4 separate regions of the Homo sapiens genome follow, and all the other regions are linked to region 1. The links are chromatin loops, found by intact Hi-C in ENCODE. Cell type or tissue: HCT116. All regions are shown on one strand. Region 1 has its middle 15 kb from the start of NACA2. Region 2 overlaps BRIP1 (BRCA1 interacting DNA helicase 1). Region 3 overlaps BCAS3 (BCAS3 microtubule associated cell migration factor). Region 4 overlaps BCAS3 (BCAS3 microtubule associated cell migration factor).

The links. Peaks named below come from ENCODE experiments on the same cell type or tissue, not always from the same donor. Only the 100,000 strongest peaks of a DNase experiment are listed, where the experiment ranks them.
Region 2: it touches region 1 in a loop (5-fold over the local background); 6 of 110 quality-filtered maps call a loop at or near these places.
Region 3: a loop joins it to region 1, with 2.6 times the contacts of the local background. A loop is called at or near these places in 4 of 110 quality-filtered maps.
Region 4: it touches region 1 in a loop (2.7-fold over the local background); 4 of 110 quality-filtered maps call a loop at or near these places.

Annotation. Positions count from the first base shown.
Region 1 is chr17:61,572,036-61,580,035 of GRCh38, reverse strand. No RefSeq gene overlaps it. Among named protein-coding and RNA genes, the nearest start is that of NACA2, 15 kb to the left of the region's middle. In HCT116, a CTCF peak has its summit at 4,971 (motif pointing right); a DNase peak (open chromatin) is centred at 4,965; H3K4me3 peaks cover 447 bases; H3K27ac peaks cover 3,579 bases.
Region 2 is chr17:61,832,848-61,840,847 of GRCh38, reverse strand. All of the region lies in intron 6 of BRIP1 (BRCA1 interacting DNA helicase 1), which reads left to right. Among named protein-coding and RNA genes, the nearest start is that of BRIP1, 27 kb to the left of the region's middle. In HCT116, a CTCF peak has its summit at 3,448 (motif pointing right); DNase peaks (open chromatin) are centred at 3,447 and 7,087; H3K27ac peaks cover 1,253 bases.
Region 3 is chr17:60,984,274-60,992,273 of GRCh38, reverse strand. BCAS3 (BCAS3 microtubule associated cell migration factor) reads right to left here. Exons shown (of 24, transcript NM_017679.5): 15 at 2,039-2,303. Among named protein-coding and RNA genes, the nearest start is that of BCAS3-AS1, 150 kb to the left of the region's middle. In HCT116, no CTCF peak of the experiment used is centred here; no DNase peak of the experiment used is centred here.
Region 4 is chr17:60,716,037-60,724,036 of GRCh38, reverse strand. All of the region lies in intron 5 of BCAS3 (BCAS3 microtubule associated cell migration factor), which reads right to left. Among named protein-coding and RNA genes, the nearest start is that of BCAS3, 42 kb to the right of the region's middle. In HCT116, a CTCF peak has its summit at 3,096 (motif pointing left); a DNase peak (open chromatin) is centred at 3,076.

The DNA.
Region 1 (8,000 bases):
CTTCCTGAGATCTAGTCAGGAAAGGCTCATCTTCATTGCAAATGCTGGAACGTGAATCACGCTGACAGAAGAAGACAGGGTTCTTCTAGTGGCCTTTTTATTTCAAAGTATAAGCAACAGGGGGAAATTTCTCTAGAGGTGGGACTCAGGAATTTTGAAATCTCCCTTCACAAAGTCTCATCTTTAAATGAAAATTTCCTCTTAATAGTTCACTAGGACCTGGCTTTTTGTTTTTGTTTTGTTTCGTTTTGCTCAAAACAATGTTTTGTTATCCTTTTAGACAGTTGCTATTATCTTTAAAGAGTTTGCCATCTTTCCAGATCTATGTGTGACAACTTTGGTTAACTTGGGGTTTTGTGGAATGAGGGATTACAGCCCCTCGTGCTTTTGTGTGAGTTTAGATGATGGTATAGTCCAAAGAGATAACACGACTTCACCATGTGTAGTAAAACAGGGACTGACTTAAATTAGGAAACCTCACAGGAGGCAACTAGAGGAGCCCCTTCCCCTGAACTGAGTTTGGGAGACATATGCAGTTTGCTTTTAATTGGTGTGGTCTGATCAAGCAAATCAATTGAATGAAATATTTACAAGCTCTAGAGTGAATGATATTCTTTAGACTCTCAAAGAACGATATATATAGTTAGCTACTAATTATGTGTGATTCTGTAAAAAAAAAAAAAGCACTTGGCAACAACATCAGAAATTATGGCATTGGATAACGTGATGTAATGTTAGGGCATCGGAAGCCAAAGCCCTTACATACTTTATTCCAATGGTAGATTCTAATTATATTTTCTGGATTTGTTTTTGATCAATTAGCTCATATTATGTTTGTTTTAACAGTATTTATTATTTTTAATAATATTTATTAGAGATTTTTCTACTATAAAAGCAATACATATTTTTTCATTAAAAACATGCATAATATAAGAAAAACCACCCATATTTTTATGCCCCAAAGACAACCAACATATTTTTCTGTGCATGGGTTTTTACGTTTTTAAAAAACATACCATATATACAATCCTATATTCTGCTTTTTAAACTTCACATTGTCACATAAAAAATGTTTGGTGTTAAATTCTTCTTAATTTCCTTTTATTAGCCTACAGTGGTAATTATCAAATGAATATACTATGGTATTGTTAGCTATTCCCTTGTTGATGTTTATCACTTTATCATGAGTACTACTGCAATGAACACTTCTCTGCAAACTTGTGTCTCTGCATCTTGGTTTACATTTATATAATTGGCTACCAGAGATAGAATTATTAGATTATTTTATAAGAACATTTTAAAGGCTCTTGATAGAAATTGTGCGTTTTCCAGGACGATTGTTTCAGCTTACACTCTCTAACAGAGCACGATCCTGTTCATTTCATGGCTCAATCACATGGCTGATTTCTGAAACTCTCTTGAGATTTCATGAGGCACAATGGAATTTGGAAGGAGATGTGGCTGCTGTTTGATCTCTTCCATAACTCTCCTTAACACCTCTCTGTCCAATTTTCTTCATTATGAGATTAATTACAAAATATCTCGCAAAACTGTTGTGTAAAAAAACCCAGTAAAAATAGATGGAAGATAATTCATAATTTAAAAATACTTCTTAAGTACCTGCTGTATGTGGGATTATGATGAATACAATTTTTTTTGATGGGGGACACCTAACAAATTTTAATTTTCCCCAGACGATAGTTGTTTAGGGAATGAGAGGATGAAAAGCTTTGGTCAGGGAATTAGGAGACGCATTCTCGATCTGGCTCTTTCACTAACTTGCTGTGTGACCTTGGGTAAATTACTTAACCTCTTCGGGTCTCTGTTACTTCATCAAGGATGGCATTGGATTTAACCAGATTATCACTAAAGTGCTTCTGACTCTAAGATTCTTTGATACGATCAGAACCATTTTTTCAGAAAAGAATGAATCTTCTAACTACTCCTCCTTTCAAAATCCAAATGGAGAGTGCATACAATATTTATTTCCAAAAACTTTCAGTGAGTGCAAATCTGTATTGCTGTACTGGGGTAACTTTCATGTTTTATCCAGACTTTTCTTTAAAGAAATATCATGACCTTTTCCTGATCTTTTTGTCAGTTAAACAAAAGCAGATGAAAGTTGTAACAAAGAATCCTTTAAAAATACAAATATACTGCAGAATGTGCCAAATTATACCCTAAGCTATGTAGTGTAATGGTCACTGGTTTCAGTGGGAATTTCACACAAATCTTTGAAATCAGAATTTGAGGCTTGTAAATACAGCACAAAAGATATCCTACTCTGAGCAAATAGCATCACTTTATCTGGGCTGCAACGAACACTTTGTTTATTTCATTTTTGTATCTACTCTAAAATACTGTGCTAGCAAGGAAAAAAATTATGTATTATTTCCTACAGAATATTTAGCTAGACGTGTTCTTTAAGTTTTGCGGCCAGGTGCAATGGCTCACACCTGTAATCCCAGCACTTTGGGAGGCCGAGGCGGGTGGATCACAAGGTCAGGAGATCAAGACCATCCTGGCTAACACGGTGAAACCCTGTCTCTACTAAAAATACAAAAAATTAGCCGGGCGTGGTGGCGGGCACCTGTAGTCCCAGCTACTTGGGAGGCTGAGGCAGGAGACTTGAACCCGGGAGGCGGAGCTCACAGTGAGCCGAGATCACGCCACTGCACTCCAGCCTGGGTGACAGAGCAAGACTCTGTCTCAAAAAATAAATAAATAAATAAAATAAAATAAGTTTTATTGAGATATAATTCATATACCATAAAATTCACTCTTTTTAAGGTATACAGTTCAGTGGTGTTTAGCATATTCAGGGTTCTACCACCATTACTAGAGATATGTGTTAAATACATAAAATGAAAATATCTGGACAGTGTAACTAGTGCTTGTTTCTGTTTTTGGATCTGGTATTATGTATAGGCCCTTTATTTTCTATTCAATACCTTGTTTGATTGTAAAAATTTAAACCATTCAGAGTTAATAAACAATTGGATATATGTTATGGGCACAGTTTTTGTTTAATTTGAAATCTACCATCTACCAAATCCTACTTGGAAATATTTTGTTTATATAACAAAAATAATAGTAAAATGTGTGTTTGGTGGTTTTATAATACAATGAAAGATGAGTAAGATGCTTGCAAAAGTTTATATGTTTCTGAATGTATTTTAAGTATTTAGAGTTATTTGAAATTTATGCTTCCCTCTATAGACATAATTCTAATGGATAATTAAAAATATCATGCCCAGAGAAAAATACCTGAAGATGACAGAAGGATAATAATTGTCTTTTCTCTTCAAGGCAAGGAAAAAAACCTGCTTATATCTTGAGAAAGCATAGGTATGATTCAAAGCAATAAGTAATAATTATTAAGATATTTCTATTTTATCCCGAGTATTTCAAAGGATTGATTATGAGCTAACTAGATTTTTCTGCTTAACCTTTTGCTTTGCAATAAAATTGCTACCAATTTTTTCTTAACTATTTTATAAACAAGCTGAAAAACTTGCTTCTGTACTGAATGACTTTCTAGTAATATGTACTACCAAAGCTATAAAAACATAAAGCTACCATTTTTAATTTAGATTTTCTCCATAACACTAAATAAGCTTTCCAATTTGACATCTCATTTTTCTTCTCTAGTCCATCTCTTAGGAGCTAAATGGGTTGTCACAAATTATTCTCCTACTATTCCATTTGAGAAATTGATACCCATTTTACAGATAAAAATTTGAAGTAAACCTCTCACTAGAGAGGTAAAAAGAGGAGACTAATGTTCTTGCAAGGACCTCAGTACAGATCTGAACAATAAGAATCTCTAAGTGTCTGCACAGATTACTTGAGATGACTTTGAATAAGTCACTTAACCCTTACATAACTTATTTTTCTCATCTGCCAAATGAGAGAAAAGAGTGGTTTAGTTATATGGCTTACGATGACCGAAAGTAGTTGTATAACATCAAGTAATTGTGTATGTTCTGTTGCTGGGAAGGATATCAACACACTAATATTTTTAATATAACCTATACATTTCCTGTGGTATTTTTATTCACATTTGGGAAACTAGTCAAACTCAATGTAAAATACACTGAGATGCTATGAAGGTATAAATAAGATAATTCAGATGATGATATTTTAAGGAGATTATGAACATTGATTTTTATTATTTTGTTCTTTGATGAGAATTGAGATATAGGAGGAGCAAACTTAGCTTGCGGAACATAAGATGACTCATAATGAGACAAGAAAAATTTTTTAAAAAGTGTGGGACAGAAGAGATCAAATGCTTCGCTGAAAGAAAACAAACTTGGAAACAAGTTAAAGATGGAAATGGTAGACATGTGTTTCATTTTTGTGAAATTGGTTGGTTATTTCTGGAAGGGTTGCGTGTTTTATAAATGCAGTTTATGTATTGGTTGGATGCTAATTGTTCAACCAGAAAAAAAAAATTTTCTAGAAAAAAGACTGATGCCCTCTGCTGTTATCTTATTTTCTTCTGCCTCTGTCAGAACAGAGGGAAAGGGCAAAACCCAAGGCAAAGTGGTCAGAGGGCAATCCTGTGAGTGACATTTGAAGCCAGCACCCCGGGGGCTGAATTACCTGCCTATGAATGACTGTGCCACAGCTTCACCCAACTGCCCTCTGAAGTGAGTTCGTAGCATCATCCAAGTACATGAACATCATTCTTTTGAAAAAGTTCCTGTAGTAATACCATCTAGAAATGTGTGCCATGGAACTTCAGGAAAACTCATATCAAGTGGAAGCATCTTCTGTATGAAATTTCTCTTGAACTGAAACTAAAATGGGTTCCTTTGGTAACCGGGAGAAATGTCTGCCAAAAATTCTTTTGGCACTAACGAGTACGTCCCTACTCAGGAAAGCAACTTGAAAGACCATTTAAAACGTGTGCTGGCTGGCCGGGCCTAGGATCAGTATTTGTTCAGATTATCAAAACATATGGAAAGTCCTGGCTGCAGATGGCAGCATCACACTAATGCATCCTTTCCAAAGCCTCCCAGGGCTGATGTGTGAGAAAGAGCCATAAAAGCTCTTTGGTGCCCGGAGGACTACAGTTCACTCACTTTAAAAAACAGCCAGAAGTTTTCATTTTTGGGAGTGAAAACTTGCCTCGACTCTGCAGGCATCCATTTCTAAAGTCGCTGTGATCAGACTTATTTGTGGGGCTTGGGAGACAGACACGATGAATGTGTATTTTATTAAAGCTCAATTGTAGGGCCCTTGAAAACACAGATTTGTCAGCATTTCACATTAATAGGCTTTTTATTTGTTTGTTTTTCTTCCTGATTTATAGACAGCACCCCATTATAGAGGCAATATATCTTCATTTAAATAACTTTCAAGTTATTTATGACTGGCAAGGACTTTGAGGCTGGGGTGTTTTACTTTGTTTTATTTTTATTAAGAAGTTCATTCTGGTTCTAGGGATAACAGTAGAAATAAAAGCAATTTAACAGAGTTCCCTGGATGATTGAAATAATCTGAGTTAATTGCATGACGGATCCAAATTTTTCAGGAGAATGTTTTCATTTCCAGCTATATTCTAACTTAAATTTATAATGAAAATGATACGTATCAATAAATGATGAAAGCTCATTATGTGACAGATACTATGTAAGACTCTTTTATGTCCTATTTCATTTAACTCTTGCTACACATCCATAATTATTCTCACTTTGCATCTGAGGAAGCAAGGGCAAAGAGAATCAGTGACTTGCCCAAGATCTCACAGCTCATGATGGTAGAGCCAGGCTGAAACGCAAGAGTTTTCATAAGATCAGTTCCTTCAGAGCCATGCCAGCTTCTTCTCTGAGGAGAAAGACAGGCTAGTAAGTAGGGCAGGAGAGCTTCAAGACCGAAAGTGGATGTGACTTGTAAGCACTTGAAATGGGTGGTGGGTGATTTTTAAAATTTGTTTGTTTCTTTATTCAACAGATACTTATCGAGTGTTTTGTATGTACCAGGCCCAGGATAGGAATGGAGGAAACACCAAGATCATCTATAATACACAGTTCTTGATCCTTTGTCATCCACAAGGGGAACCCAGCACACACACAGGTCATTGAAATATGGGGCACTCTGTCACTGCATTTAGTGCATTGTATTATACAACAACACGGGGACCCAGAGAAGGCAGACCTTACCTGGGGTAGAGGAGAAAAGAAGCATCCTGAAGGAGATGAGGCTTCAGTTGAGCCTGGTGAGCTAACCTGGCCTATTGGAAGGGATGGAGGAAGGGCATTCCAAACAGAGGGGCAGCAGAAACCAAAAACAGCATGGCATGCACCTTAAGTGTCAACCAGCTGCCACACTAAAGTGCACAATTTAGAAAAGAATTGTGTCAAGTTCAAAGGGAAGCATCAGAGTCACCATTCTCATCAACCCCTTAATTAACCTAAAAACTGTTATAATAATGCTAAATCTCAAGGTCAATTATACGGCACCCTCAACCACCAAAAGTATAGTGAAGAATCTGGGAGGGGAAAAAATACAAAAACTAACATTTATTGAATACTATTCATATCATCTCAGTCACTGATTCCCATTAACCCTGTGATGTTAATATTAATGTACCTTGGCCGGGTGCAGTAGCTTACACCTGAAATCCCAGCACTTTGCAAGGCTGAAACAGGTGGATCACTTGAGGTCCGGAGTTCGAGATCAGCCTGGCCAACATGGTGAAAACCCATCTCTACTAAAAATACAAAAATTAGCTGGGGGATGGTGGCGCACACCTGTAATGCCAGCTACTTGGGAGGATGAGGGAGGAGAATTGCAAGAAGTTAGGAGGCAGAAGTTGCAATGTACCTGTTCTATGATATGTCTTTACAATGCTAAGGAACTTGCTCATAGTTAAGCAACTAAGAAACGGCAGGGTCAGGGTTGAGACCCTGGTGACTCTAAAGCCCGCGCTCTTTTAATGGTTTCTTTCCTTATAGGACCCCCAAGAGGAGCATCTCAAAATCTGTGTACTGTGACTTTCTTATGCACTTTACCCATCAGAAAGTGCCTCAAACTCTAACTCCGGTGGTTTACTTTTATAAATCACAAAACTATTCCCATTGCCAAGTCCTCATCATCTCACATATTGATTAAAAATCAACCTCCCAGCTGGATGCGTGGCTCATGTCTATAATCCCAGCACTTTGGAAGGCCCAGGCAGGCAGATCGCTTGAACCCAGGAGTTCGAGACCAGCCTGGCCAACATTGTAGAAACGCCGTCTCTACAAAAAACACAAAAATGAGCCAGGCGTGGTGGTGCGTGCCTGTGATCCCAGCTACTTGGGAGGCTGAGGTGGGAGGATTGCAGTGGGAGGATTGCTGGAGCCTGGGAAGTTGAGGCTGCAGTGATCTGTGATCACACCACTGCACTCCAGCCTGGGTGACAGAGAGAGACCCTGTCTCAAAAAAAGAAAAAAAGAATTAACCTTTCAACTCCCTCTGTCCTCAGTCTCACCACTACCAGTTCAGTTTTTTCCTAAAATAGAACTAATCACATCATTTTCCAAACAAAAATCTTTACTGCCTTCCAGTTGCCTTCATAATAAAGCTCAAACTTCTTAGCATAGTACTGTGTTCATGGCTGTTCTCTTAACCCTGCGCTCATCTGTCTGTTTCTCTCCTTTTTATTTTTATTTTTTTTATTTTTTGAGACCAAGTCTTGCTCTGTCACCCAGGCTGGAGTGCAGTGGTGTGATCTTGGCTCATTGCAACCTCTGCCTCCCAGGTTCAAGCGATTCTCCTGCCTCAGCTTCCCGAGTAGCTGGGATTACAGGTGTGTGCCACCAGGCCCGGCTAATTTTTGTAATTTTAGTAGAGACAGGGTTTCACCATGTTGGCCAGGCTGATCTGGAACTCCTGAGCTCAAGCAATCCACCCGCCTAGGCCTCCCAAAGTACTGGGATTATAGGCTGAGCCACAGCGCCTGTTCATCCCACTACCTTTTACCATGACTGTAGTGACACTGGACTACT
Region 2 (8,000 bases), 260 kb before region 1:
TGTTTTGGTTACTATAGCTTTGTGTAGTACATAGCGTGGTGCCTACAGTTTTCTTTTTGCATACTATTACTTTGGCTATTCAGGGTCTTTGTGGTTCCATATGAATCTTAGGATTGTTCTTTCTATTCCTGTAAAGAATGTTATTGGTATTTTGATAGGGATTACATTGAATCTGTAGGTTGCTTGGAGTAATATGTAGTTCTTATTTTCATTTTATTTATTTGGTTAACTTTTTTAGAGACAAGGTTTCGCTATGTTGCCTAAGCTGCTCTCAAACTCCTGGGCTTAAGCGATCCACCTGCCTTGGCCTCCCAAAATGCCAGGATTATAGGTGTGAGCTACTGCACCTGGCCTTGTAGTTCTTATTTTTAAATGCTGCTGAAAGCTATTATTAATGTTATTGTTGATAATACTGATCAACATTATAAATTTTGAGGAGTTAGGTTTAGAGTTTAGTAGAAAATTCCTTTTCTTTTTTTTTTTTTTTTTTTTGAGACGGAGTCTCCCCTGTCACCCAGGATGGAGTGCAGTGGGCGATCTCGGCTCACTGCAACTTCTGCCTCCTGGGTTCAAGTGATTCTCCTAAATCAGCCTCTTGAGTAGCTTCTCAAGTAGCACCTGACACCACGCCCAGCTCATTTTTGTATTTTTAGTAAAGATGAGGCTTCACCATGTTGGCCAGGCTGGCCTTGAACGCCTGACCTCGGGTGATCTGTTTGCCTCGGCCTCCCAAAGTGCTGGGATTACAGGCGTGAGCCACGGAACCTGGCCAAAAATTCTTTTGATATCTGTTGAAGATGTTTATGGCTGAAATCTTTTGAGTCTAAACCGCTTGACCATAAGCACATCTACTGTGCCCTTGGTTGAGTACCTTAATTTTAAGCCTAATGCTTTGATTGATTTCTCCTTTTGGTTATGTAGTATGCTGATATATGTTGATCATTGATTATGGTCTGCTCATTGGTAAAATATAGCTGTATCTATAATTGTATATCTGTATCTTTATATCTGTTTTATTTTTAAGCTAGAAATTGCATATTTTCTTCCTTGGCTTTAGGTGGTATAACTCTACATATCTCTAGAAATGGAATAATTTTTCATAAGTGGGTGATTTATTACTCATAACATTAAGATATAGGCCTCTGACAATTTCTCATAAGTCTGAAAACTTCTTGAACAAGTTAAATCTCTCAATTAAATCTAGTCCCTCAAATGATAACATTTCACTAGTGTGACACTGAATTTTTGTTTGCAAGAAGATGTAAGAGATATATGTCATACTAATTAAACATGCATAAAGTAAATTTAACAGACATCAAAGCACTTTTGCAATGCAAAGAACATATGGTTGAGCTCTAATATTTGTTTCTTTTCATGGTAGTCTATGATGAAAAACATGACGTATAAAGTAATTTTATGTGCTTTCTGAAAGGTTATGGGAAAAAAAAACCCAAAAATACATAGGTAAAATGATTTGTATTTTCAACTTTATTTTTTTCTTCCTAACATAAAAATAGGATAAGTACTTATAATAGAAATATAATTATTATAAAATGTATAGTTTTAGTGAGCATGAATGTTTCTCCTTTTTGTATGTTAAGTAAATTTTTAGTAAATTTCTCATGGATTTCTAGCATTAAATAATACATCTAGGTTTTCAGAGAACAAGGACTAATTATTTCCAAGAATGTAATATAAGAAAAAATAATGGGGATATGAGTAGAGGTAATTTATTTAAAAAATGGGATTTTTGGGTGTCATAGGGGAGTAAATATTTTTCCTTGTAGGAAATTACTTTGGTTTCTGCTGTAACATTTCTTAGTCTTTGCAAAGTGACTTATTATAAATCATAAAAGTATTTTCTGTAGATTTTGGGATAGGTGGTTTCATGAAAAGTAGAAGAAAAATAGTTTCATGTGTATTAATGTCGTAAGTTTTAATATTTATTATACAGCAGCTTTTGAAATGAGTTTATTGCCAAAACTTTTGGATAAAGTAATTGAAAAAAAAGTAGTCCATATATTAGAACTTTTCTTATGCTGACAGATCATATGCCTCACTTTTTTTTATATTTTTTTATTTTTGCTTTTTTCTTCAGACCAAAATGCCTCACATTTTATCTGTTGTATTTTAATCTAGACCTTGTAATAATCTTGAATAAGGTAAATTGATAGACTTGGGTAAGTAACTTTTTTGTGAAAACCAGTTCCTTCATATGGAAGGAAAAAGAATGGGAGACTAGATTTAATGATGCTTTATTTATTTATTTATTTATTTATTTATTTATTTATTTATTTATTTTTTGAGAGGGAGTCTCGCTCTGTCGCCCAGGCTGGAGTGCAGTGGCGCGATCGGCTCACTGCAAGTTCCGCCTCCTGGGTTCACACCGTTCTCCTGCCTCAGCCTCCCAAGTAGCTGGGACTACAGGCGCCCGTCACCACACCCAGCTAATTTTTTATATTTTAGTAGAGACAGGGTTTCACCGTGTTAGCCAGGATGGTGGCTCACTCCTATAATCCCAGCACTTTGGGAGGCTGAGGCGGGCGGATCACGAGGTCAGGAGATACGTTATATCTAATTGAATTCTAACACCTTTAAATTCTAAGGACGCTTTTCCTATCTTGCTTTTTATTATATGATACTAGGGAGTACAGTATTTTTTAAATAGAAATATTTATTTGGATTCATAAATTAATGGTTTAATTCTCATCCCTGCAAAGGTGTGTCTTAGTCTTCACGTTTTTCAAATCTGCAGTTGCATTACTTTTGACAAACCTTCTTCCATAAATTAAATGGTAAATTAGTTTGATGATTTCTGTTTTCCCCTGAATTTGACATTAAACTTTTTAGGTTCTTCAAATTTTCTTAGTTTTTATGAAAATCATTTAGTTTCCACCTAGTGGATTGGAGAAGTAGATTGTTGTCTCTTTATTTTTCTATCATTTCTAGTCTCCTAACTCTCTTTTCAAGTCGGAAGATAGTGTCAGTACCTTTTCTTATATAATTAACTTTCTGGTGTCCCCTGCTTGATCCCTTTCCTTACAGTTCAGATTTATTTTCTTAATCTGACAATTCATATGTCAAAGTTCTAGTGAAGCATCTGTCTCCACATGGTCAAAATATAGTTAAGAAAAACATTGTTTTTTAGAATAGTATGTTAACGTTTTGATATTACTTTGTTCTATCATTCATAATCATTTTCTCTAGATTTATTTATATTCTGTTCTTTTTTTAGTAAATCCTCACAATAGCCAGGGTTGTCTTCAGATATATTCTTATGCTTATACCTGCTTTTTATTTATTCATTAAATAAATGCTAACATTCTTTATATACTTTAATTAAAGTAATTATATTTGATTTAATGTAGCAGTAGCATATTATTTTAATTCATAACTTGGGCCTGGTGTGTGGAAGACACTTGGGTCCAGCAGAGTGCGCTGTTGACCTTCTTACAAAGTGTTAACACTGGGGCGATCCTTAGGCTATTTTTCTTCCTTTTTCTTCCTCCCATACCCCATTTTTATTTCCTTCCTTCCTACCCTTCTTTCTTTTACTTTATGGTTTTAATTTACTTTTATTTAAAATAGCTATTTAACATAACTGCATATATATGCTGATACTGGTGCTTACTGTGTTATGTGCCAGACACTCTGCTAAGCACTTTAGAAATATTAATTCACCTGGCAAATACAGGTTCATGTGAGTTGATGCTTATTGTCATGTTCTTTTAACTTTTCTTTGGGTTTGACAGTTTTCAAAATAAAAGAATTTAACTCAATCTTTATAACAACCGTATCAGGAAGGTATTAATATTTTCCGCAATTATAGCTGAGGAAACTGAGCCACAGAGTATTTGAATAACTTGTTCATGTCACAAACCTGGTGAGTAGAAGCTGGATTAAAACCCAGGCAGTCTGGCTCTGGAATTGATCCTCTAAACCACCTCACTATTCTGTCTCTGAATAAACTCTTCCAGATGACTTTTTGATGACAGTTCATTTTTATACTGTTACAGGTCATATTATATGCATTACCATGCAGGTTATTTATTCAAGATTCGTCCCTTTTTTAGTGTCTCAACACCAAATCTAAGCATTTACAATGCTTACCCAAATTTATAATTATTTATTTATTTGTAGGTTTAACTGTTTTTTGTTTTGTTTGTCTCATTACCAGACTGACCATAAGGACAAGTGTAATGTCTCTTTTTTTCAGTTTTTTATAACCAGCATCTGGCACAGAGCCTGCACCTAGTAGCTACTTGTATTATTTGTTGAATAAATGAATGAAAAAAATGGCCATAGTTAAGTAGATGTATGATTCACCACTGTTTCTTGTAGCTTACAATTTTTACTCAGATCCTTATACCTAAGAGGGTATGACAGTATTGTTAAATACAGGTGACTTAATGCAGATTTAAAAATAGTTTTTGGCCAGGCATGATGGCTTATGCCTGTAATCCCAGCACTTGGGGAGGCTGAGGTAGGTGGATCACTTGAGCCCAGGAGTTTGAGATCAGCCTGGGCAACATAGCAAGACCCTGTCTCTACAAAAAACAAACAAACAAAATTAGCTTGGTGTGGTGGCTCATGCCTGTGGTCCCAGCTACCAGGAGGCTGAGGCAGGAGGATTGCTTGAGCCCGGGAGGTAGAGGTTAAAGTGAGCTGTGATCATGCCACTGCATTCCAGCTTGGGTGACAGAGCAAAACCTGTCTCAAAAAAAAAAAAAAAAAAAAAAGAGTAATAACATTTTTTGAAAAACCTTTAACATTATAAAAACCAATACAGAATAAAAATTAAAATGTTCTCCCTTATGTTAACCCCATCTCCCTTTCTGCTTTCCAGAAGGAAACACCATGAACACTTTCATGAGGATCTTTCTAGATCCGTTTCTATAAATTTATAAGGATATTTTTAATAGTTCTTTTACAGTTTTGTTTGTGCATTTAACTCTCTTGTTTATGGGATTTATTTTCATGCATGTATGAGGTCAGGCTCTAATTGCATATTTTCCCAAATAGTTGATCAGTTGTCCCAGTGTCACTTAATCATTTTTCCAGTTTTGAAGTTTTGCTGTTATCATGTACTAAATTGTTATATGTACTTGGATTGGTTCCTGGACTTTTTTTTCTCTTTAATTTTTTTTTTTTAACAGTATGTGTGAAAAAATATGTCAAAGAATTCCACTTGGCTTCAAACAGAAAAGCAGTAGACCCCTGCCCTAATTCTATTATTCACCAATTCCCACTATCTGAAGTAAATAATTTTCAATTATTTATCCTTTGTATTCTGATAGTTTTTGAAGTAGCATGCATATTTTGCTTTTCTCTTGAGTTTTCGGTTTTAGATACTTTCTGTTGTCTTCCTCCTATTCTTTTCTCCTTTCTCATTACTTCTACCCTTCAGCCTGCCAGCATTTGGTATTTGTATTGTTATAATTCTATAAATATTTAAACTTATTACAGTTCTTTCCCCAAACCAGTATTTATTTTTTTTGGTGCTAGTAGTTGTCTTGTCCTTTGCTTAGTTTCCTATGTACCTGTAACTATTTATCTCCAAACTCTCTGTTAGAAAGTAAAATCTATCAGTTCATTTAAATACATCAGGTCAAGATGTCCATATTTTTAGACTTTCAATATTTAGTGGAAATAATGAAAAATACTCTTTTATATTGAATTAAATTTTATATTTCTAAATAACTTTTTTCTGAATATAAAAGCATCATCTAAGAGAAAATTTGGGAACCACCAAAATGTGTACTTAAATTATTAACATTAATCCTTAATTAAACTGTCTCCTCAATATCAACCCCTGATATTCTGCCTGCTGTCTATTCTTAAGTGCGCACATGTGCGTGCACACACACATGCAATGTTATCTGTTGCTGTAACAAACCAACCATTTATTTAGCTTACTGTTGTGGGGGTCAGCAATTTAGGGTGGGCTCAGCTGGGCATTTCTTCTGCTGATCTCAGGTGGCCTACTCATGTGTCTGTGGTCAACTGCAGGTCAGCTGTAAGTCAGCAAGGCAGCCCTGCTTCAGGGAGTTGATTGGTAGTCAGCTGGGACCATGAGGTGGGTCTCTCTCATCATCTAGCAGGCTAATTCTGGTTTATGTATATGGTGGCCTCAGGGTTCCAAGAGCAGCAAGAGAACAAGCCCCAGTGTACAAATGCCTTTTGAGTCTGTTTGTGTCAGGTTTGCTAATGTTCCAGTCACCAAAAGCAAATCACATGACCAAATCCAGACTCAAGGGGTAAAGCTCACATCTTGGTAGGAAGAGCTACAAAGTAACCTTGAAAGGGAGCTTATATACAAAGATAAGTAGAATTTGTTGCCATTTTTGTTACGTAGTATATATTACATATATACCCAGTATCAACTGAGTATATATGTAAACATTTCCACCATAGAGAACACTACTATGTTTTCTCCAGGCTCTCAAAAAAATCGTAATTATTGGGCCGAGCGTGGTGGCTCACTCCTGCAATCAGGTGTTGTACAGAGCTCAACCCCTGTAAAGGGGTTGATACTGTAGTATATATTACATATATTTGTTATGTAGTATATATGACATATATTACACATATATTACATATATACTCCCTCCCCACACACAAAATTAGGATTATAGTATATAGCTTTTATTTTTCACCTAATATATCACGGTCATAGTAAAATTTAGCAGGTCTATTTTGATGGATACTTTTTTGTCGTAATCTTTTTTCCTATGCCAGTGGTTGGCAAACTATGACCCATGGGCAGAATACAGCCTGCTGCCTGCTTTTATAAATAAAGTTTTTTTGAACGCATTTTACATTTGTTTATACATATTGTCTGTGGAACTTTTGCGTTATAACAGTAAAGTTGAGTAGTTGTGACAGAGACCATATGGCTCACAAAACCTAAAATATATACTCTGTCTATTTATGTATTTTTCTTTTCTTTCTTTTCATGTTCAGCCAGCAGGAAAATCTCTGGCCTTTTAGAGAAAAAGTTTGCCAGCCCGTTCTATACTATTGTAATCTTGGTTAAGTTAGGCCAGAGGTTAGTGGAGTTAGTGTGAATCTCTTGCCTTGTCTGCAAATTTGCCTAGGGGTAGGATGATAGAATGGATGACTAATTGCTTGAGTATGTCCTTCAGCTCCAATAATTATGGCTTTTTTTTTTTTTTTTGAGGTGGAGTCTTGCTTTGTCACCCAGGCTGGAGTGCAGTGGTGCAGTTTTGGCTCACTGCAACCTCCACCTCCTGGGTTCAAGCAATTCTCCTGCCTCAGCCGCTCGAGTAGCTGGGATTACAGGTGCCTGCCACCATGCCTGGCTAATTTCTTTTATTTTTAGTAGAGACAGGGTTTCGCCTTGTTGGCCAGGCATGTTTCGAACTCCCAACCTCAAATGATCCGCTTGCCTTGGCCTCCCAAAGTGCTGGGATTACAGGAGTGAACCACTGTGCCTGGCCCAGTAATTATAATTTTTTGAGAGCTTGGAGAAAACATAGTATTCTCTATGGTGGAAATGTTTAATTCTCAAAAGTTTCAAATCTTCTTTATCATATTGAGTGAACTTGGTGAATATTTCAGAGAAAGTTGACAAAATTCAGCCACTCCTCTAAGTTTTCTTGATGTGTAGATACATTAATGAAATAAATATGTATAGCAACCCATCCGACATGAGTGTAGCTATTCAGTGGTGATAGTATCTGCAATTGTCATGTAGAACGTTTTCATTCATGGATACTGGGTGTGGAAAGATAACTTTACCTTTGAAAACTACTTCGTTAATTGACCAACTGTCTGCCCAGTAAATTTATCTTTCGGTTATTTTAGCTTTTTAAAAGTTTGGCTGTCACAAAATTATAGAGAAATTGGAAGTACAATCCAAATATCTTTTTTTATTGAGCCATTTAAGAGTATGTTGTTGCCCTGATGTTCCCTCACCCTGAAATACTTTAGTGTCTATGTCTTATAAGCAAAGACATTCTTATACATAATCACAATAT
Region 3 (8,000 bases), 590 kb after region 1:
TTTACCTATATTTTTTCAGTCTATCTTTAAGCTTCCTACAGAGTGTGTGTGTGTGTGTGTGTGTGTGTGTGTGTGTGTGTGTGTAAGTCATCGGATACTACGAAAGAATGTGTAATGTGGTCAGTACAGAAGCTGAAACAAATTAGGATAGGTACATACTCAAAAGAATTACATAGAAGTACTCAAATACACGTACACACATATTCATAATAGCACTATTCACAATAACCAAAAGGTAGAAACAACCCAAATGTACCTCAGTGAATGAACAGATCAATTGCGTTACATTCCTACAATGGAATATAATTTACCCATAAAAAGGAGTGAAGTGTTAATATATACTACAATGTGGATGAACTTCAAAAACATTATACTAAATGAAAGAAGGCAGAAACAAAAGGTCATATATTCTATAATTATATTTATATAAAATATACAGGACAAGTAACAGTCTACAAAGCAGAGAGTGGTGTTTGCTAGGGGATTAGGAGAAAGAAGAATGAGGAGTAAGTGCTTAAAGAATATGTGGTTTCCTTTTGGAGTGAGGAAAATGTTTTGTAAACAGGTTGTGGTGGCACAACATCATGAATGTACTGTCACATTTACATGGTGAATATTACGTTATGTGAATTTCAGGTCAATTAATAAAATAACAATGACTTTCTGTGGTAACCACAATCTCTCTATATAAGATTCCCCAATCTTGAAAACCTAAAATGGTCACCCATCAAGGGAAATCTGCAATGCTCCAGAAAAGGTGATCTAATGTCAACGTTTTCTGTCGTTCTAGTGAGAATGAAACGGTACAACCACTCCAGTGTTATTTATCAAGGTTAAGATTCAACTACGTTATGATCAAGAATTTCCACTCAAAAATTAGTATACATATTATCCCCAAACCTGAAACCATGCAATGTACATCAGCAGTAGTAGAAAGGATAAATAAACAGAAGTACAATGGAATAAATGAGAGCTGTAAATAAATGAACTAAACCTACCTGCAACAACATAACTGAATCTCACAAATATAATGTTAAAGAAGCCAAAGATATCAAAATATACATACTCTACAATTCCATTTACATAAAATGGAAACAATAGTGTTTAAGGACACTTGCTTAGGAGTAGAAATATTCTAAAAAGTAAAGAAGTGGTTACCATAAAAATGAGAATTGTGGTTTAATGTTATGGAGAAGGTATGCAAAAGAGAGATTCCAATAATGTTCCATTTATTGATTGGGATGATGGTTACACAGCTACTTGCTCTAAGATAAATTACTGAGATACACAGCAGAAATCCCGCCAATCCCATTTTAAAATAAAATGCAGGCTGGGTGCGGTGGCTCATGTCTGTAATCCCAGCATTTTGGGAGGCCAAGGCAGGTGGATCACAAGGTCAGGAGTTCAAGACAAGCCTGGCCAACATAGTGAAACCCCATCTCTACTAAAAATACTGAAAATCAGCCAGGCGTGGTGGCGGATGCCTGTAATCCCAGCTGCTCGGGAGGCTGAGGCAGGAGAATTGCTTGAACCTGGGAGGTAGAGGTTGCAGTCAGCCGAGATCACGCCATTGCATGCCAGCCCAGGCTACAGTGCAAGACTCCGTCTCAAAAAAAAAAAAAAGCAAATGCTGCTCTATCTAAAATACACATTACCCATGACTATTTCTTTCCAACAATGAATATTTCTTAATAAACTATAGTGTCCCATTGAACATAGAATGTTCTGGAAGAGATAAGTAAAAAGGATGTTCAGTTCTCTGAAGTTATAAAAATAGTTCCAAGTTTTATATTCCATAAATATGATACCAAATATCCCTTATATATTGAAACAGGGAGTTAAAATAGCATGGTAAAGATCACCATTACTATACTGGCTCCAATTTATTAAATTATTTAATAATTAAGAATTTCATATAAGCCTAAGATCTTCTTTTTACATGAACAGACTATAACAAGTTTAGTTTTATCCCAGATCTGTAAAAATAAGGACAAAGGGAAGGAAGATTCAAGATAACAGTGGAGACAGAGAAAATTACCATGCAAGGGTGACCCAGAAGGGCTGCTTGATAGACCTGGAACAGGGCTACAGCGACCTCCTTGCTTAGACGTCAGTTCTTGTTCAATCTCTTCCAGTCCAGCACTTTTCTGGAAACGGCTCATGCGATTCACTACTCGTGGTGACATATGTGTACGAACACAAGGCTGGCCACCATAAGGGTTGATGGGGAAAACGTGGGAAGTACCCCGGAGAGTACTGACCACAACCCAGCGACAGTCATGGCTGAAGCAGATGTCCTGTACCTAGAAATGAGATAAGAAAAGATACAAAAATGTCTCAAACTACTTGGATTTTTCTAAGAGTATCACACATCACCAAATATGAATATAAATGATTGCCTCATTACCAAATGTACCTAAGATCAGGTAATAAATAAAAATTTACTCTACAGATGCATTTCACAATGACTGTTGATCAAAACTCCATTAGGTAGAATGTTACTTCAATAGTCAGGGATACAGGATCCTGAAGAGAGGTGAAATGCAAAGAAAGAAGATCTTAAAACACTCAATGCCCTTTGCCCCCCAACACACACACATAACTGATAACAACAATAATTCATGTATCTGCAGTGGCTCATGTATCTGCAAGCTTTTTCTGTAAGAGGCCATATGGCCTTGTAGGATGTAAAAGCTCCACTGTCTGTTGCAGTTACTCAGCTCTACTCTTGGACTGTCAAAGCAGTCATAGAACATATGTAAATGAGTGCAGTTATGTTAAAAAAAAAAAAAAACAACTTTATTTACAAAAAACAAGTGGTGAGCCACAGACCTGAGCCAGGGAAAGTTAATTTGTATGACACTTATCATACAGTGAATAAAGAATCTCCAGTATTTCTGAATTAGCAAATTGAATTTACTACCTTTATCTCAATATCAGTCAACTGGTGACAACTTGAGCAAAAATATCTCCACTTACTTATTTCAGAAAAAAATTAAAGAAAGCTAAGGAAAATTTGATACTGTTATAAGCATTTTTAAGCATAGCCTCTAAAAGGAAGGCAGCTCACAGATACTTAAGTTTTCTACACTGACTAAATTAATTTTCCACCACCTAAAACAATTGTCAAATAGTGTTTTAAAAAATCCAGACAAGAGAAAAAGCACAGTAGAATAAAGATATTTGTGAATGAAACTTAACATGAAAATATATATATGGATACAGTAAAAGCAGTACTAAGAGGGAAGTTTATAGTTATAAGCACCTAAATAAAAAAAAAGGAAAACTTCAAATAAACAATCTAACAATGCATCTTAAAGAAATAGAAAAGCAAGAGGAACCCAATCCCAAAATTAGTAGAAGATAAATAATAAAGATCAAAGCAGAAATAAATAAAACTGAAATGAAGAATACAAAAGATTAACAAAATGAAAAGTTGGTTTTTTAAAAAGATAAACAAAATTGACAAATCATTAGCTGAACTAAGAAAAAAAGAGAGAAGACTCAAATAAAATCAGAGATGAAAAAGGAGACATTATGACTGATACTACAGAAATTCAAAGGATCATTAGAGGCTACTATGAGCAATTATATGCCAATATGTTGGAAAATCTAGAAGAAATGGATAAATTCCCAGACACGTACAACCTAACAAGATTGAATCATGAAAATATCCAAAACCTGAATAAACCAGTAACAAGTAATGCGACTGAAGATGTAATAAGTCTCCCAGCAAAGAAAAATCCAGGACCAATGGCTTCACTGCTTAATTTTAGATGTTTTACCAAATATCTAAAGAAGAACTAATACCAATCCTACTCCAACTATTGAGAAGAATAGAGGAGGAAGGAATACTTCTAACCTCATTCCACAATGCTTTTATTACTCTGAAACCAAAACCAAACACATACATAAAAAAAAAAAAAAAAAAAAAAGAAAAAGAAAAGAAAAGGAAAGAAAAGAAAAGACAAGACCAGACAAGACTAGACTAGACTAGACTAGAGGCCAATATTCCAGGTGAACATTGATGTAAAAATCCTCAACAAAATACTAGTAAACCAAATTCAACAACACATCAAAAAAAAAAATCACAACCAAGTGGAATTTATCCCAGGTATGCAAGGACAGTATAACATACACAAATCAATGTGACATGTTCTATCAAGAGAATAATGGATAAAAACCATATAATCATTTCAACTGATGCTGGAAATACATATGATAAAAATTCAACATTACTTCATAATAAAAACTCTTAAAAAACTGAGTATAGAAGGAAAATACCTCCATAGAAGAAAAGCCATGTACAATGGACCCACAGCTAGTATCTTACTGAACAGGGAAAAACAGAAAGCCTTTCTGCCAAGATATGGAACAAGACAAGGATGCCTACTTTAATCACTGTTATTCAACAAAGTACCGGAAGTCCTAGCCAGAGCAATCAGACAGGAAATAAAAGGCATCCAAATTCGAAAAGAAAAAGTCAAATGAGCCTCGTTTGCAGATCATATGATCTTATATTCAGAAAAACCTAAAGACTCCACCAAAAAACTAACAGAACTGATAAACAAATTCAGTAAGGTTGCAGGATACAAAATCAACATACAACAATCAGTAGCATTTCTACATGCCAAATGTGAACAATCTGAAAAAGAAATTTACAAAGTAATCCCACTTACAATAGCTACAAATAAATAACTAGCGATTAACAAAAAAAGTGAAAGATCTCTACAATGCAAACTACAAAACACTGATAAAAAGAAACTGAAGAGGACACAAGAAAATAGAAAGATATTCCATGTTTATGGATTGGTAGAATCAATATTGTTAAAATGTCTATACTACCCTAAGCAATCTACAGATTGAATGCAATCCCTATCAAAATACCTATGACATTCTTTACAGAAATAGAAAAAAAAATCCTAAAATGTATATAGAGCCACAAAAGACCCAGAATAACCAAAGCTATCCTGAGCAAAAAGAAAAAAAAAAAAAAACCTGGAGGAATCACATTACCTGACTTCAAATTATACTACAGAGGTATAGTAACTGAAACAGCATGGTACTGGCATAAAAACAGACACATACACCAATGGAACAGAACAGAGAACCAAGAAACAAATCTACATACCTACAGTGAACTCATTTTCAACAAAGACGTCAATAACATATATTGGGGAAACATAGTCTCTTCAATAATTAGTGCTGGGAAAACTGGATATACATATGCAGAAGAATAAAAATAGACCCCTATCTCTCGCCATACACATAAATAAAATCAAAATGGATTAAAAACTTAAATCTAAGATCTCCAACTATGAAACTACTGCAAGAAAACATTTTGGGAAACTCCTGAACATTGAAACTGGGCAAAGATTTCTTGAGTATTACCCTACAAGCACAGACAGCCAAAGCAAAAATAGACAAATGGGATCATGTCAAGTTAAAAAAGATTTTGAACAGCAAAGGAAACAATCGACAAAGTGATAACCCGAAGATTGGGAGAAAATATTTATAAACTGTCCATCTGACAAGGGATTAACAACTAGAAAAGAGCCCAAACAACTCAACAGGAAAAAATCTAACAATCCTATTTTAAAATGGGCAAAAGATATGAATAGATTTTCTCAAAAGACATACAAATGGCAAACAAGTATACAAAAATGTGCTCAACATCAATAATCATTACAGAAATGAAAATCAAAACTACAATGAGATATCATCTCCCTCAAGTTTAAAAAAAGGCTTTTATCCAAAAGACAGGTAATAGCAAACGATGGCAAGGATGTGGAGAAAAGGGAACCCTCATACACTATTGGTGGGAATGTAAATTAATACAACCACTATGGAGAACAATTTGGAGGTTCCTGAAAAAACTACAACTAGAGCTACCGTATGATCCAGCAATTCCCCTGCTAGGTATATACTCGAAAGAAAGGAAATCAGTATATCAAAGAGATATCTGCACTCCCATGTTTATTGCAGCATTATTCACAATAGCCAAGATGTGGAAGCAACCTAAGGACCCATCAACAGATGAATGGATAAAGAAAATATGGTATATATACGCAATGGAGTACTATTTAGCCATAAAAAGAAAGAATAATATCCTGTCATTTGCAACAACATGGACAGAACTGGAGGTTATTATGTTAAGTGAAATAAGCCACTTACAGAAAGACAAACTTTGCATGTTCTCACTTATTTGTGGGATCTAAAACGTAAAACAAGGAACTTGGCCAGGCATGGTAGCTTAGGCCTGTAATCCCAGCAGTTTGGGAGGCCAAGGCAGGCAGATCACTTGAGGTCAGGAGTTCAAGACCAGCCTGGTCAACATGGTGAAACCCTGTTTCTACTAAAAATACAAAAATTAGCCTGGTGTGTTGGCGTGCGCCTGTAATTCCAGCTACTTGGGAGACTGAGGTGGAAGAAACTCTTGAACCCAGGAGGTGGAGGTTGCAGTGAGCTGAGATCGTGCCACTGAACTCCAGGCTGGGCGACAGAGCGAAACTCCATCTCAATCAATCAATCAATAAAACAAAATAATAAACTCATGGAGATAGAGAGTAGAAGGATGTTTACGAGAGGCTGGAAAGGGTAGTGGAGGGAGGAGGGGGGAGTAGGGATGGCTAATGGGTACGAAAAATAGAAAGAATGGATAATATCTGGTATTTGATAGCACAACAGGGTGACTGTAGTCAATAATAATTTAATTCTACATTTTTAAATAGAATAAATAAGACCTACTATTTGATAGCACAATAAGGTGACTATAGTCAATAATAACTTAATCATATATTTTTAAATAACTTAAAGAATATAATTGGGACCAGGTGTGACAGCTCACACCCATAATCCCAGAACTTTGGAAGGCCAAGACGGGTGGATCACCTGAGATCAGGAGTTTGAGACCAGCCTGGCCAATATGGTGAAACCCTGTCTCTACTAAAAATACAAAAAATTAGCCAGGCATAGTGGCGCATGCCTGTACTTCCAGCTACTGGGGAGGCTGAGGCAGGAGAATCACTTGAACCCTGGAGGCAGAAGTTGCAGTGAACTGAGATCATGCCACTGCACTCCCACCTGGGCAGCAAGAGTGAAACTCTGTCTCAAAAAAAAAAAAAAAAAAAAAGAATACAGTTGAATCGTTTATAACTCAAATGGATAAATGCTTGAGGAGATGGGTACCCCATTCTTCACTATGCACTTATTTGACATTGTATGCCCGTATTAAAACAAAACTTTTTTTTTTTTTTTTTTTTTTGAGATGGAGTCTCACTCTGTCACCCAGGCTAGAGTGCAGTGGTGCAATCTCGGCTCACTGCAACCTCTGTCTCCTGGGTTCAAGTGATTCTCCTGCCTCAGCCTCCCAAATAGCTGGGATTACAGGCATGCACCACCACGCCCATCTAATTTTTGTATTTGTAGTAGAGATGGGGTTTCACCATCTTGGCCAGGCTGGTCTCAAACTCCTGACCTCAGGTGATCTGCCCACTTTGGCCTCCCAAAATGCTGGGATTACAGGCGTGAGCCACTGTGCCTGGATAAAACAAAACATTTCATGTACTCTACAAATATATATAACTACCTACTATGTACCCACAAAAAATTTTTTTAAATAATTAAAAGAGTGTAATTGGACTGTTTGTAACACAGAGGATACATGCTTGAGGTGATGGATACCCCAATTACCCTGATGTGATTATTATGTACTATATGCCTGTATCAAAATATTTCAAGTACTCCATAAATATACATAACTACTATGTACCCACAAAAATTAAAAATTAAAAAAAAGCTGTATATATACATATCTATGTGCATGAGGCATATTAGCTTCATTATAATAACATGAATTAGGTAAAAGTCCCCAAGTGGTCAGAGAAACACTTTTCAGTGTATTAGGTCTTCAAATAAGACTACATATTTCAGAAACGCACCACAAACAAAAGCTCTAGGTAGCCATCAAAGTACAAGTTTCTAATAGAGCCTGGAATCTT
Region 4 (8,000 bases), 860 kb after region 1:
AAGAAAGTGAAAAAGTAGGCCGGGCACGGTGGCTCACGCCTGTAATCTCAGCACTTTGGGAGGCCAAGGCAGGTGGATCACAAGATCAGGAGTTCAAGACCAGCCTGGCCAATATGGTGAAACCCCGTCTCTACTAAAAATACAAAAAAAATTGGCCAGGCATGGTGGCGGGTGCCTGTAGTCCTAGCTACTCAGAAGGCTGAGGCAGGAGAATCACTTGAACCTGGGAGGCAGAGGTTGCAATGAGCCGAGATCGCACCACTGCACTCCAGCCTGGGCAACAGAGCGAGACTTCATCTCAAAAAAAAAAAAAAAAAAAAAAAAAGAAAGAAAGTGAAAAAGTAACAATAGCTATAAAGTAGACTATTGGGACAATGGATGAAATTTGAATATGAACAATAGTTTCCACAATACTACTGCATCAAATTTAAATGTCCTGGGCTTGATGACAGTGCTATGGCTATATATTTATTTGTAGGAAATTATACTAAATAATTTATGAAAACAGGCAAGGCACAATGAATGGCTCATGTCTGTAATCCTAGCACTTTGGGAGGCCGAGGCGGCTGGATCACTTGAGGCCAGGAGTTTGAGAAGAGCCTGGCCAACATGCCAAAACCCCGTCTCTACTAAAAATACAAAAAATTACCTTGGCATGGTGGTGCATGCCTGTAGTCCCAGCTACTCAGGAGGCTGAGGCAGAAGAATTGCTTGAACTCGGGAGGCAGAGGTTGCAGTGGGCGAAATCACGCCACTGCACTCCAGCCTGGGCAACAGAGCAAGACTCCATCTCAAAAATAATAATAATAATTTATGGAAATTATGGTTCAGAAAATATATGCATAGATACAGAGACTGAAAGAATGACAAAGCAAATAAGGCAAAATCCGTAATTGGTGAATCTCCACAATGAGTAACAGGAATACCTTATATACATTATAAAATTTTCTGGAAGTTTGAAATTTATTGCAAAATAAAAAGCATTTTTTGAAATAGGGTCTTGCTGTGTCCTGTGTCGCCCAGGCTGGAGGGCAGTAACGTGATCATAGCTCACCACAGCCTTGATCTCCTAGACTCAAGTGATCCTCTCCCCTCAACCTCCTGAGTTGCTGGAACCACAGGCACATGCCACATTTTTGGTCAAGACAGGGTCTATGTTGCCCAGGGTGGTCTCAAACTTCTAATCTCAAAGGATCCTCCCACCTCCTCCCAAAGTGCCAGGATTACAGGCATGAGCCACTGTGCCCAGCCTAAAAAGCATTTTTTTTTTTTTTTTTGAGACAGAGTCTCGCTCTGTCACCAGGCTGGAGTGCAGTGGCGCAATCTCGGCTCACTGCAACCTCCACCTCCCAGGTTCAAGTGATTCTCCTGCCTCAGCCTCCAAAATAGCTGGGACTACAGGTGCCCACCACCATGCCTGCCTACTTTTTGTATTTTTAATAGAGACGGGGTTTCACCATGTTGGCCAGGATGGTCTTGATCTCTTGACGTCGTGATCTACCCACCTCAGCCTCCCCAAGTGCTGGGATTACAGGCATGAGCCACCGCACCCAGCCCCCTAAAAAGCATTTTTAAAACCTCACAGAAGATATCAACACATCCGCAACAGAATGGCCAAAATCAAAAAGACTGACAATACCAAGTGCTGCTGAGGATGCAGGACAAACAGAACTTCCACATAATTCTGGTGAGAGTACAAAGTTGGCAAAAACACTTTTGAAAACTATTTGGCAGTACCTACTGAAGGTAAACATGTACTTATCCTATGACACAATAAATCTACGCCTAGGTCAACACCCAAGACAAATGAGTGTTTACGTACACCAAAAATTACCATTTTTTGTTTACATCCATGAAAAATTACCATATATAAGAATTTTCAGAGCAACTTTATTAATAATACTCAAAAACTGGGAACAAAAATGTCTATCAGTCATATAATGGATTTTTCAAAATTTATTGTATTCATATGATAGATACAACACAGCAAAATTAATGTTACACACAATAGCATAAAAACAAATCTTACAGTCATAATGTTAAGAGACAAGCCAGAACATAAGAGCATACCTTTTAAATCTATGACCATATTTCTTAGACATTCAAGAATAGAAAAAAAGAATCTATGGTGATAGAAGTCAGAATAGCAGAATAATGGTTACTTGGAGGTGGAAAGAGGGTAGTACTGCCAAGGAAGTGGCACAAGGGATTCTTTTGAGGTACTGGAAATATTCTAGATCTTAATCCAGGATGATGGTTAGAAGGTTATATATATATATATTTTCAGTCTGTACACTTCAGATTTGTGCATTTTACTGTATGTATATTCAATAACATTTATCAGAAAAAAATTGCATTCCACAGACTTATAAATCAGCTTAGGTCCAAATAATATATTGTTTTAGAGTAGAAAATCATCAAAAAGATCTCAAGTAAGAAAGAGTCCAACTTACAATGATAAATTTCAAACTCACAGTAATGTCTACTGCCTATGTCAAATCAACAAGAGTCACGCCACTATTCGCACACAGGGAAAAATTAAGTTTCAGATGCAAGAGTTCTCTGGAGTGATACTTTAAGAAACATACTACAGGAAAAGATATTTTAATCCACCAATATGGTTAAATTCCAGAAATTACTTCAGTATTACTCTTCATTTCTGCTTTTATTCATCCATAACAACCAATGTCCTCCCACTGTATCTACAGTCTAAGGATCCACCTATTCTCTTTCCAGGAAGAAGAGAATGCACCAAACAAAATAAGGTCCTATTCTCAACAAAGGCAATTTTTTTCACTGGACTTCATCCATATTCAACCTCTCTCTGCTTGCCAGTGTACCCAAATCACTAACTTTATATTACTCCCAAATGAAACCCATAAAAACTGTTTCCTGGCTAACAATCTTAACATGGCAAGGTCTATTGGCACCCAACCTCTAATAAATAGTAGACTAATTGGCATTTACCTCAAGAATGCCCTTGCATATTTGCTCTAAAGCTTTTAGTGTATAAAAACTACACAAAAAGCTTTAGGGCAAAAATTTCCTTTCAAGGAGCAGCCGCACTTTTCTTAGCTCAATGTGGTAGCGACACCTAGTGTTAGGTCATTGAAGTACCGCATATACACAGCTCCAAGAAAACACTACAAATACTAACTTTTGAAAAGAAAATACAGTCATCTCTCTGTATTCACATGGGGTTGGTTCCAGAATCCCTGTGGACACCAAAACCTCCAATGCTTAAGTCCCTTTTATAAAATGGCATGGTATCTGCACATAACCTATGCATATAAAACCTATGCACATCCTCCTATATACTTTAAATCATCTCTAAATTACTTACAATACCTAATACAATGTGCTATGTAAATAGCTATACTGTCATTTTTATTTGTGTTATTTTTTATTGTTGAATTATTTTTTACTTTTTTCCCAAATATTTTCTATCCATATTGACTGAATGCACGTATTCAGAATCCATGGATATCCAGGGCCAACTGTATACTGTTTCACACAATACAACTGCCATATTTTAGGTGATGTAATAAATATATTCTCCATTTTTTAAGAAAAAAATAAGCATTTCAAAAGAAGATAAGACGCTGGGCGCAGTGGCTCATGCCTGTAATCCCAGCACTGTGGGAGGCCAAGGCAGGAGGATCACTTGAGCTCAAGAGTTCAAGATCAGACTGGGCAAGATGGCAAAACCCCATCTCTACAAAAAAATATATATATACAAAAATCAGTTGGGCATGGTGGTGCACACCTGTGGTCCCAGCTACTCGGGAGGCTGAGGTGAGGGAATCGCTTGAGCCCAGGAAGCGAAGCCGTGATTGCACCACTGCACTCCAGCCTGGGTGACAGAGCAAGACTATGTCTCAAAAAGAAAAGAAAAGAAAAGAAAACTAAGTTGCCATTTAAACAGATAGCAAAAAGTATGCGAAAATATCAGAAGACTTTTACCACTGAAACTTTAAGTGAGAACCCTTTATTACTTATAAGACAATATGCTATACAATTTTTGCTTTACATGATTTTTAACATAGTGTAAGTCTAATAATCAAATTCTATTTCTGCTAAAATGATGCCATCTTTCATACTAAGCAGCACTGGTCCCCAGGTCAAGACTCTGGAAACATCTTTAACTTTCTTCTCTTCTAAACGTCTAACCACTTACCATGGTTTTTGGTAATCCTCTCACAACAACAAACTTAGTTCAGGCTCTCAACATCTAACATTTAGACAGTGTTGAAATTCACTCCTAACTAGCCTTATAACCTTTTCTTTTCTCCTGCTATTCATCCCACTGCAACCACAAAATCAATATTACAGACAGCTTTTGGAATGTATGTTACCAAAAGATTCTCAACGAGTCCAAATTATTATGGCTGAAAGAATAAGTTCAACTCCTCATCCTGCAATTCAAATCTCCTCCTTGAAAATTCTGTATCTTATTCTCATGACTACAAAGAATGTATAATGCTAAAATGAATGTTAATAATCACAGAAATGTTATTTGTGTGAAATAAAATAATACATGATTGCATGTCTAAACATACTCATCAAAAACTCCTTCTCCAACTGGATGTCTTGATGATAGTGTTTTTCAAACTGTTTGTCATAAAAGACGAATTATTTTTTGATTTTTCTAAAAGTTGGCACAAATGATACTTCTGTAAACTATATACATATGTTTGGATAGTGTGCACTGGCGAATACTATAGGTTTTGAAAGGCTTACTCTCATTTTCTGCACTTTACCTTTTTGCTGCCAATAACAAACGATTCGCTATCACCAGTTTATGGACCAGCAACAGTCTATGGTTCACACATTTAAAACCAAACTCACTACCTTTCCACCCAAATCTGCTCTTCACATACCTTTCTTATTTTTAAAAGTGATATTACCTCTATTCAAAAATCCTCCAATGGCTTCTACAACTAAGTTTTTTTGTTTGTTTGTTTTTGTTTTTTTTGAGACAGAGCCTCGCTCTGTCGCCCAGGCTGGAGTGCAATGGCGCGATCTTGGCTCACTGCAAACTCCGCTTCCTGGGATCACGCCATTCTCCTGCTTCAGCCTCCCAAGTAGCTGGGACTACAGGCACCTGTCACCATGCCTGGCTAATTTTTTTGTATTTTTAGTAGAGACTGCGTTTCACCATGTTAGCCAGGATGGTCTCGATCTCCTGGCCTCGTGATCTGCCCACCTCGGCCTCCCAAAGTGCTGAGATTACAGGCGTGAGCCACAGCACCCAGCCTACAACTAAATTTTTTAATGGGCAAAAAAATTATACAAATAATTGCTAAAATATATATAAATGGCCAAGAAACATGAAAAAGTACTCCACATTATTAGTCATCAGGGAAATGGTAATGCTAAATGAATCCTCAAGGTATCACCTACCAAAATAGCTAAAATTTAAAAGATCACAAAAATTCGCCAGGCATGGTGGCATGTGCCAGTAATCCCAACTACTCAGGAGGCTGAGGCATGAGAATCAACTGAACCCATGAGGTAGAGGCTGCAGTGAGCAAAGATAGCATCACTGCCCTCCAGCCTGGGCAACAGAGCAAGACTCTGTCTAAAAAAATTTAAAAACTAACCAAATATTGAACTCTAGTTAATTATATGCATGCAAAAGTAGTTAGGGGAAAGCATGTTGATGTTTGCATTTCCTCTGAAATGCAATGAATAAGATGGATGTGAGACAAAGTACAGTAGGCAGCTGTATGAACCCCTTCTGGTTCTGAGGGTTGCCTGAAAAAAAAACTGGAAAAAAAAAAGTATAGTAAAATTTTAAGGGTATATTCTAGTTGAGGGGTCCCCCAATCCCTGGGCCAGGTACTGGTTACAAACCAGGCCTCACAGCAGGAGGTGAGAAGCAGGCAAGCAAAAGCGAAGCTTCAACTGTATTTACAGCTGCTCTCCATCGCGCACATTACTGCCTAAGCTCTGCCTCTTGTCAGGTCAGCAGCAGCATTAGATTATCATAGGCGCGCGAACCCTAACGTGAACCGCGCATGTGAAGTGTCTAGATTGTGTGCTCCTTATGAGAATCTAATGTCTGATGATCTGTCACTGTTTCCCATCACCCACACATGGGACCATCTAGCTGTGGGAAAGCAAGCTCAGGGCTCCCACTGATTCTACATTATGGTGAGTTGTATAATTATTTCATTATATATTACAATGCAATTATAATAGAAGTAAAGTGAACAATAAATTTACTGTGCTTGAATCATACTGAAACTATCCCCACCCTGTGGAAAAACTGTCTTCCACAAAACCGGTCCCTGGTGCCAAAAAGGTTGGGGACTGCTGCTCTAGATGGCGGGTATAAGTAATTTCACCGTAAAAGTCCAACTTTGCTGTATATTTGAAATTTTAGATGTCCTTACAAGGGCGAAAACAAAGCCCTAGCCAACTGCTAACTCTTGGACATAATCTCTTATTCTTTGCTTTGCTCTCCTAACTCCAGCTAAACTGCCTCCTTGCTGTTCTTAAATATAAGAAACATATTCTGCCGGGCATGGTGGCTCACGCCTGTAATCCCAGCACTTTGGGAGGCCCGGGAAGGCAGATCACTTGAGGTCAGGGGTTCAAGACCAGCCTGGACAACATGGCGAAACCCCGTCTCTACTAAAAATACAAAAAGTACCCAGGCGTGGTGGCGCATCCCTGTAGTCCCAGCTACTAGGGAGGCTGAGGCAGGAGAATCGCTTGAACCTGGGAGGTGGAGGTTGCAGTGAGCCAAAACCACGCCACTGCACTCCAGCCTGGGTGACACAGAGAGACTCTGTCTCACAAAAAAAAAAAAAAGAAGAAGAAGAAGAAGAAAAGAAAAAGAAAGAAACATATTCTGCACCTCAGAATGTTTGTACTGGCTTGGAGTGTTCCTCCCTCAAATACCCATATGGATAACTTCACACCACTATGTCACTGGGTCTTTGAGAGGCTTTCCCAGACCATCGTATATAAAAGAGCAACCCACAGCAACAACAACCACCCTATCTATCACCATCTAACATGATACATATTTATTATCTATCTTCCCCACCTACCAGAATGGAAATTCCACAAAGAGAATGACTTTGTTTTGTTCAGTGTTGTCCCAGCACCTTCAACACAGTCTGGCATGTAATAGACAATTAATAAATCTTTGCTGAGTGAAAGAATTAATAAATATATGGGGTAAGTATAACTGACATGGCTGGAAAAGAATGTAATTTGGAAAATCTATTAGGAGCCTTACTTTTATTGATCTCTCCAAATTATATGACCATAAAGATATTTATCTCAATATTATTATTATTTTTTTTTTTTTGAGAGGGTCTTGCTCTGTCACCCAGGCTGGCGTGCAGTGGTGCACAGGTCACTGCAGCCTTGACCTCCTAGGTTCAACTGATCCCCCTGTTTCAGCCCTAATTTTTGTGGTTTTGGTGAGATGGGGTCTCACCCAAGCTGCTCTTAAACTCCTGGCCTCAAGCGATACACCACCCTCAGCCTCCCAAAGTGTTGGGAGTATAGGCGTGAGCCACCATGCCCAGCTACAATGCTCTTTAAAGAGAAAAAATTTAAGAAATCTAAATCAATTTCTAACTATGGAGAAAAGAATGCTTTCATCTCAGAGCCTCTGTTTAGTGTTTATTGTTCCAGTCTTACCCTAAGTATTTTTTAGCTTATATGTCACTTCCTTGTCCTAACATGTCATGCTTTTTTTCATATTACAACTTAAGTTGTATATCCATTTATTTTTATTTAAATCTCTCTCTCCTACTAGCTCCATGACAGCAAAGACCACATCTATTGTGCTTACCCCTGTATATCCCAGACATGTGCTGAATAAATGAACACCGTTTAAATCTTCATAGTTCGTGGCTGTGCGCGGTGGCTCACGCCTGTAATCCCAGCACTTTGGGAGGCCGAGGCGGGCACAGCACAAGGTCAGGAGCTCGAGACCAGCTTGACCAACATGGTGAAACCCCGTCTCTACTAAAAAT